Linked DNA regions of Homo sapiens: region 2 is linked to region 1. A link is a contact called in ENCODE Hi-C data. All regions are on one chromosome and are shown on one strand. The core of a region is the stretch at or near the end of the contact, and the rest is flanking DNA. Distances in the headings are between cores, read along the strand shown.

Evidence for each region. Hi-C counts contacts between places; a loop is a spot of excess contacts on that map. Pooled maps may share reads with other maps.
Region 2: a loop to region 1 is called in a pooled map, with 5 times the contacts of the local background. The contact joins two enhancer-like sites. A Hi-C loop is called at or near these places in 15 of 37 single-sample maps with no recorded cell type and 13 of 50 pooled maps.

What each region holds. Positions count from the first base shown.
Region 1 is chr7:42,854,775-42,859,172 of GRCh38, reverse strand. No RefSeq gene overlaps it. Among named protein-coding and RNA genes, the nearest start is that of C7orf25, 55 kb to the left of the region's middle. Within about 2 kb of position 1,937, at least 5 of the 41 ENCODE cell types and tissues checked have a DNase peak (open chromatin) inside an H3K27ac peak, as active enhancers do.
Region 2 is chr7:41,879,890-41,884,287 of GRCh38, reverse strand. No RefSeq gene overlaps it. Among named protein-coding and RNA genes, the nearest start is that of INHBA, 180 kb to the right of the region's middle. RefSeq lists an enhancer at 2,300-2,849. Within about 2 kb of position 2,552, at least 12 of the 41 ENCODE cell types and tissues checked have a DNase peak (open chromatin) inside an H3K27ac peak, as active enhancers do.

The DNA.
Region 1 (4,398 bases), core at 688-3,187:
TTAAAGTATAATAATAATAATAATAATATAATATAATAATAATAACAGAAACAAAACTGATTCTGAGCGTTTATAAAATCTATACAACATTGAAAACTGGACATGGACCCTTTTGATTTTTAATCTTTGTTAACAGCCATCAGACCACAGTTTCAATTTAGCTAAAGTTTTGGAAGTTAAAAAAAATTATTTGTAAATGACACCGACAAAATTAATCTCATTCAAAATAAAAACCACTGCTGTGATTCTGCAGGCTTTCCAGTGTTTCCCTGGAGTGGGTGCTTGGGAGGAACTGGCAGGCAGAGGGGGACAGAATTGTCATAACTGTCCATTTAGCTCTACTTCCTGCTAAGTTTCCTACTTTTGCCTTCTGCATATTTTAAACATGAATAAGAGGTGTTGGATATGAGCAGTCTGCACAGGTCATCTCAGGAAGCTGCAGTCTAGATCTATGGCCCAAAGGCCTGAAGCCAGGCCCAGAAATGAGAATCACATGTGATACCAAAATAGGTTCAGGATAGACTATTGATAAACTTATGGTCAGACCAGGGACTGAGAGCTGATTGTTGAATAGAAGCATCTGATTTTATGTGTGTATTGCAAAGGAATATTTGTTATGCAATTTAATATTGATTGCCATAAATTATTATAAGAAACAGCATTATTAACACATACCCCAATAATTTAAAATTACATGTGATTCTAAAATGCTCATCTAGAGTTCACTGCACTGTTGATGCAGGAAAATAGGTTTGCAAAGCAAATTAATAATTTGAAGAGAAAGAAAACTAACATTTAGAATGTGCTGGGTATGGTGCCAGATCCATTTCTGTCGTTTATCTAATTTAATTCTGACAAAAGCTCTGTGAAGTGCTATTCTTATTCTTTTTTTTGTTTTCTTTCTACAGATTAGGAAAGGATGCTCATAAGGTAAATAACTTGCCCAAGTTAGTAGTGAGTGGAACCTGAAGCCCAGGTCTTCTAAGTCTAAAGCCCAAGACTAATATTTTTAAGAATGAATGGTAACAACCTGTTTTCAAACACCTGAGAAACTGCTTTAACAGTGGTCTCTACCTGACAACACAGGAAGTGTTCATTATAATATTTTAAAATATGGTTCATTTAAACCTAAAATGTGTGGCAGCCAAAAGTGGACTAGTTTGTAAAAGCATTGTATTTTAAAAGAACTCTACCATAAAATCATTTACTCTGAAAATTTCAGCTTCACTAAAGAGTTCACCGTGACTAAGTAGTTTAACAAATTCAAATTCGAGTTTAGGAGTAACTCAGTTCAAGGGCAGGGCTGGCACCATTAAAGATCCGGAATGTAGGAGACAGGGATTGCTCCAGGGGTTGGTAATTCATACTGCTTTTTATTCATAATGCCTGTGACTTAAGTCAGCCCAGGCAATCATTAATCATCCACTTTTCCCTCTACCTTTCTTTAGCGGGGCGTGGGGGAACCACCTTCAAATTTATCCTGTCTGGGAGGATGTGGCCAGAAGGCAGAAGTGTGAGAGAGAAATTGTGTCTTCTGAGCTCTCCATTCTCATCTCTTTCTGAAATTGGGTGTTTCTTTCTTTTCTCTTCTTTTCTTTTCCTTTCTTTTCTTTTCTTTTCTTTTTTTTTTTTGAGACGGAATCTCGCTCTGTCGCCCAGGCTGGAGTGCAGTGGCGCGATCTCGGCTCCCGGCAACCTCTGCTCCCGGGTTCAAGCAATTCTCCTGTCCCAGCCTCCCGGAAATTGGGTTATTTCTTTCCTCGTTAATGATTTCTCCAGCCGCAGTACCATTTCTGAGGGCGTCCAGTGATCTCGACCGTCCCCAGCACTTCTCACCTGCAGCAGCTGTGCCGCCCTCCTGAGAACACTGCGTGTCGCCCCGTGTACCCCTCTCTCACTGCAGCCAGAGGGCCCCTTCCTGGGTCCTGGTTAGATCACATAGCATCCGTAGCCGAGTGGCCCCACGGCCCGGGCTCCAGGCACGCTGCACTTCAAGAAGCACAGTCCAAGGGGCAAAAATTATGACTCCAAAAATTACGGAGGGGAATTCCATTCATCAACCCAGTCAGCCTTTCGAGTATCTATTACTTTCCCCATTCTTTCTCGCGCGCACGCGCACACACCGCAGAGTCTTTGCTGCTCCAAGCGCCACCTCCTCCTCCTCTCTCCCAGTTTTTTCCAAGCGGCTCTCACTTCCATCACCGCATCCTACTTTCTCTCTTAGTCTACGTATTTTACTCTATCCTCCACGTGCTTTTCCTCTTCTTCATGCCGACCCTCAGGAACTGGTCTTGCAGGTGGGGACGTTGGATAAGGGCTTAGAATGAGGAGCAGAGGCTGATTTTCTTAGGCAGGCAAGGGTCGGGCTGCCTCGGAACATTCCCAGAGTAATGAGTTTTATTAACAATGGCCTGCAGGCAAAGCCCTCGGCCTTCCCTAGCTCAGCTCCCCGGCTCCGGGGGCTGTTCCAGGCGGCGCGCTGGGTTGAGGTGGAGTGCGCCTCCCGCACGCAGGTCTCACTGTGCAGCTCCACTCGCCCTACCTCCGCGCAGGGCCAAGCCTTTTCTAGCATAAATTGCATTGCGTGGCATTTCTCCTCTAGTTTGGTTTGTGCGGGAAAATCTGTGCTTTGAAATGCAATGATCAAACTCAGCCTATTTCCAATATCCAGAGTGTCAGTGCCTCAAAATAATAGCCAACGCGTAAGTCTTTATTCAATTTATTTTTTCTGATTGGAAAAGCTTAAAAATGAAAGCTCCACAGAAACATGTAAGATAGGACCATGAAAGGTCTCCCATTCAAGGGATTTTTTGGTCCACTTTTTGGTTATACAGTCCTGGAGATATTTTCAGTACATACACTATATTATTACTATAAAAGAGGGAAATACTATAGATACCACTTGGAAATTTGCTTCTTTACTCAGTTACAATGCTTCTATCTTGGACATTAATAATGTCAGTTCCAAAAACCAGTCTTCAAGCATCCCAGGGCAAAGGGCCAGTTTCTTCACATGATTATTTTTTTTTTTGTGTGATGGCGTCTCACTCTGTTGCCCAGGCTGGAGTGCAGTGGTGCGATCTTGGCTCACTGCAACCTCCACCTCCTGGGTTCAAGCGATTCTCCTGCCTCAGCCTCCTGAGTAGTTGGAACTACAAGCGCATGCCACCATGCTTGGCTAATTTTTGTATTTTTAGTAGAGATGGGGTTTCACCATGTTAGTCAGGCTGTTCTTGACCTCCTGACCTTGTGATCCACCCGCCTCGACCTCTCAAAGTGCTGGGATTACAGGCATGAGCCACTACGCCTGGCCTCATATGAATTTTTTTTTTTTTAGGAATGTATCCTTTTTTTTAAAATTAGATTTTTGCATTATGTAAATAGTTTTTGAAGGAATTCACTATTATGTGGTGCTAACTGAAGACATAAGTATCTGCCTTTAATCTCTAAGATAGAGAATGCAAAAATGAGGCAAGAGTCTTTCCGAAAAATAAATCACACAACCCTTAGAACCATTGGGTAGACATTTCTGAAAGTTTTATTATTATTATTTTGGCCTTGAGATTTAAAAATATTATTAAGGATTTAGAAATATTGTGGTCCAGTCTCAAAGTAATTATGTAATATTAACAAATGGACATTTTTGTGATCATTAAGTATCTTTTACTTCATTAGATAGGAAGCTAAAACCCCAGACTGTTTTGTCACATACATTAAAAGAAGTCCATGAGAATTTCAAATTAAGTGAAGAATTCTCATTCAACTGAAATAATTTTTGGTTTCCATCTTCAAATTTTTGAACCTTTCTTTGTTGTCTATTCAAGTCTAATTTTCTGTCACTTGGCCTGTGAGATCGTCACTGACCATACTAACTCTGTCAGCGAAAACTCCTCGTTGTGGAGATTTATTGAAGACATCTTTAAATAAACAAAAGGAAAGTCAAAAAGGCATGAAGACGGGCATTGTGAAGTGGCTCACCAATTAGCCATCTGGGTTAGATATTCGGGAAATGTGAGCTAGGGAATTTAGTTTATGAGCACCTTATTTTTCCTTCGAAAGATTCTTGTTGACATCCCCAAGCCCTAATGAGCATCTGATCCCTCTACAAGGTCTGAATCGTTCAGGGGTTTGTCTTACCCCATAGACACAACAGCAGCCTTTTAAACCCATGGCTGGAGATGTCCGTGCGATGACTGGCCTCGGGTGCTCTATCGAAAGGGTTCATATTTCTCCTCGCTCTAATCCCAGCCTGCACCTGGGAAAATACACACAACCTCTCCGCCGGCGCTCCCTGCCAGCAGCTTTCTTATCACAATATTTTAGTTAGGAGTCTGAGGACTGGGGCACAGCAGCCATAGATCTTCACCGGCAAATGAACTGGAGACCCTCACTGTGTCC
Region 2 (4,398 bases), core at 1,303-3,802, 980 kb after region 1:
GCTCATGGTAGACAGTCTCACCTTCTTACCTCGCTCTCATTCCAACCATGCTCCTCCCCAAAAGGAGGGCCACGTGGTAGCAGAGCTTCGGAGTGTGGGACATTTTCTGCTCCTTCTACACCCTTCTTAGTGGAGGGGATACTCCTGAAGGAGAAGGACCCTCTTTTCCCTGTTCCTGGAGGCTGGCTGCATGCAGCCCATTCATTCTATTTCCACAGTCACGGAAAAGAGGGCTCAAGGAATGAAAATCTGCTGAGGTCAAAGCCCCATATAGACTACTGAATAGAAGTAGGGGTAAAACCCAGACTGGAATTGAATTCTGTGTTCCTTGTAGATTTTATATCCCCCTCACCCCGCCCAGCCTCTGGGTTCCACAGGAGCTCTGGAATCACAGAAAGTCAGCAAACAAGATTCTATTTCTACCAAGGATCCACTGAGCTCCTTCTCCCTGTCCACAGACATTGCAAATGGATGTGCATACAGACCTCCCTGTTTGGCTTTTGTTCTAATTTCCTTGAAATAGTTAGAGATGATTTTGTGTGATTAACAAAGTTTATTTCTTTGGTAAAGGCAAGACCCATAGACCTCCTACTATTTTAAGCAAAATTAGCTTTCTTTCTTTGTAAAAAAGAAAGATAAAATATTGCCTATCATGTGTGTGGCCTGAACACAACCTTCAAAACATCTTAAAGGTTATCCATCAAGTTTCTTAAAAGGAAATATATTGGTCTTAATTATTCTTATCTTATTATATAATATGCTGTGGATTTATTTTTTAACCTATAATCTTATGCCAAAAGAGGCCATTTAGGTTTATTTTTATTTGTAGAGTGAAACAGAAACAAAATATACGGGCCTATGTTTGCTGTTTTAAATTCTACTCTCTATTACTTTTCCTTTCAACTTGGAAAGGAATTTTGTGCTACAGGACGTTTGGCCCAGGGTCAGCGGCGCTCCCTGCAGGCCGGTGGGGATGGCCTGAGAGAATTCTGGGCCAGCAGGCGGCCATATATTTCTTCCATAATCCTGTATGCGCGGGCAAAGTATCAGGCAAAGGTATAAATAAAACGTTCTGACTCCACATATGGTATTTTGGGTTTACAAATCCTTCATAAACTTTTTCCATTCCTATCAGCAGTTTTATTCATTATGGGACATCCAGCAACTCTCCTTTCGGGATTATTTGAGAAGCAGTAAAGGCTTCCTGTGAAAGGAGCACGTTAGCTGTAAGATTTGTGCAAAGATCGAGTGCCTGGCGGGGAGTAATCCCTAGACTGCGGATCTCAAATGTTTGGTGGGGTTTCCCCTACTGCTGGCTTTCATGTTCTCAGGGCATCATTACTGCGGTGGTGCAGCCGTAATGATGGGAAAGTGCCTGCTTTCTCTTTTCCCCCAGGGCCCCAGGGTCATATCTATGGGCTGGCAGACATGTTTTCTCCTTTCTCTTTCCTGTTTGCATTCACCTTGTGATTTTACTGATTTGGGGGTTCAGAGTGGGAAATCAGGCCAAAAATATATACATTCGAGATTTAAAAACTGAGTTATATCCAGCTTCCCCTTGCAATTTGAAATTATACTCCTCTTTCCATCTCTGTGTAAGTATGGGTTTTGACCAGTTTACGGAAAAAGTATATATTGGATCAAAAAGAGGCAATAGTTGGGTGTGACCTGGGAGCCAAAGTATCTAGACACATCTTAATGGGTGGCCTCATTCGTAAGAACAAAGAGAAAGATCCCTTGCTGACTGAGTAGAGGAGAAACAGACATCCTCTGGAGCTGAGGCTGGCAGGGGACGCTACAGCGAGCCGGCCAGTATGAGTTCACAGCCCAGGTCACACACCCTCCCCTCTGCTTGGCAGCAAGCACTATGCCTGGCACAAGTTATTAAGTGTTGTTCAATGTTTTGGATAAATTAAGAGGGGCAAGTGCCAGACTAGATGGTGCCACATTTTTAACTCTGTCCTCTTCCAAACTGTAATCATCTTGGTTCCACCTGCTAATTACCATTCGAATGTATCCCTTCCACTACAATGGCATTGCCTCGCCTCTGATCCTTGGCTTCTACAGCTATTTACTATTACTCCAGATTGGGGTCCTCAGCTGCAGTCAGACCACCAGATAGATCTGTGAGTCCTCAGAGAAAGATCTACCTGTTAGCTAATAAACTAATAAACTTCAGCTCAGGGCCTCACTTGCACGGTCCCTTACAAGAGCTGGGGGAAGACCTTGCAATGTGTTCACATGGTCATATATTTTTGTAAAATGTATTAAAAGTGAGCTATATTTAGCCATAATTGGTTAAGACTGCTTCCCCTTTCTGTTTCGACTTCCCCTCTGTGCACCTACTGTTAGGGTGTCAGCGTCGTCACCAGCACTTTGGGGCCCCAGCTAAAAGGAAGTTGAGTTGCGAATATATTTAGTTTGGGTTCAGTAGGGGATATTTTTGTGGTTGGTAGTTGTTTCTGAATGCAGTTAAGTTATTACTAGTCATCCTGGTGTAGGAACGGCTTCTAGGAATACTCCTACGGCCCCCTGCACTGACGCACCCAGCCTCGTGACAGGAAGTGGAGGGTCAAACGTCATCTGGTGATATGAATTTGTCCTGCAGCATCTGACACCAGACGTTTATGCAGAATCAAGGAGAAGCAAAGTTTGAAATATACAAAGCAGGAAGCTGGTCTCTGGAAAATTCTTCCAAAGTCAGATATGTAAAATCGTAAGCAGAGGACTTTGTTTTCAATGACAGCTAGTCAAAACAGAAGTTGTCTCCTTTCAGGAATATAGCACGCCATGCTGTGTATACAATTATACAGGCCTCATACATTTTCCTTTCCTCCTTGATGAGAATTCTGCAAAAGAGATTTATTGGAATTCTCATGTTTTAACCTATGGTTGTGGTATTTATCATCATTCTAAAGTTCTATTTTTTTTGAGGTTTATCTTCTCATTCTAAATAACTGTTCAGTTTTATACCTAATTATATATTCTTGGTTTTGAATTTTTTTGCTTAAGAAGGGCTCCTCAAATTGTATAACATCAGGTTCCAGAAGATCTGTGTAAGCCACTGACTGTCCCTGGGGTTGTAGTCAGCCTGGTCTTCTCTTTTTTCTAAATTGAGACGGAGTTTCACTCTTGTTGCCCAGGCTAGAGTGCAGTGGCTCTATCTCGGCTCACTGCAACATCTGCCTCCCAGGTTCAAGTGATTCTCCTGCCTCAGCTTTCCAGATAGCTGGGATTACAGGCATCCACCATCACACCCGCTAATTTTTTGTATTTTTAGTAGAGACAGGGTTTCACCATGTTGGCCAGGCTGGTCTCAAACTCCTGACCTCAGGTGATCCACCTGCCTTGGCCTTCCAAAGTGCTGGGATTACAGGCATGAACCATTACGCCTGGCCAGGCTGGTCTTCTTAAAGCAGAAGGCTAGTAGGTGACGGCCCCCTAATTGGAATACTTTGACAACCTTTATCCTTCATAAACTGACATCCACTGCCCTCCTCCTACCTTTCTCATGCTATAGACCAGCCATGTGCACACTGACAGCTCCTGGGACACACAGCTTCATTGTTCGCCCCTCACCTCCTTTGACCATGTGGATCCCTGTAATCCCAATGACTACTTCAGTATTTGTTAGATAATCTTCTGTTTGTCTTTCAAAATACAGCAAAGGCAGAAAATAATGCAGGTGAGGTGAAAACCTGCCAGCATTAGAGTTGGCATAGGGTAGACTGCAGGGCCATGAGTGTTCACAGCTGGCCTCCTTGAGCCAGCCTTTGTAGGCTTATAGGGCCTGGAGCTCAACCATCAGTGGGAAATCTGGCATATACCCCTGGTGCCTGGCCCCTTTCTTGACAAAGAGTGAGTGCCAAATCCGTGTTGTGAAAGGCATCCATGAGACATCCCACTGTGGGTCCACCACCTAAAGCTCTGCAGCAGGAAGGATGTTGGTCTGGACTCTGTCCAGGCCTCTGGACTTTGCTTTTCCCTTCCCCCGACCTTCTGGTTTCTCCCCAGTCTATGTCACACGGTGCTCTGCAGTGTCTGTCTGGTCTGGTTATGGAATATCTCCAGCCACCTCCATTCTCATGCCTGCAATTCCTGACATTCCTGCTTTGCCCCATCTTTCAAGGCCAGAGCTCTGGGAATACCCTGGAGAGAACCATTTGTTTCTCCTTCATTCTTCATTTATCAAAATTTTCTCATTATCTTTCTCATTCTTAATTAGTGTCTGCCAAAGGAAAGGTGTCTGTAAATAGACTTCATCTTATATTTGTGACTAAAGGGTCCAAATCACATGTGGAAAAACAGAGCAGTAACTGGAGTTGTAGATATTCTTTGATTACATATCTAGTATTATTGGCAGGGACATTTATGACAATAAAGAAAAGGCCAGTTATT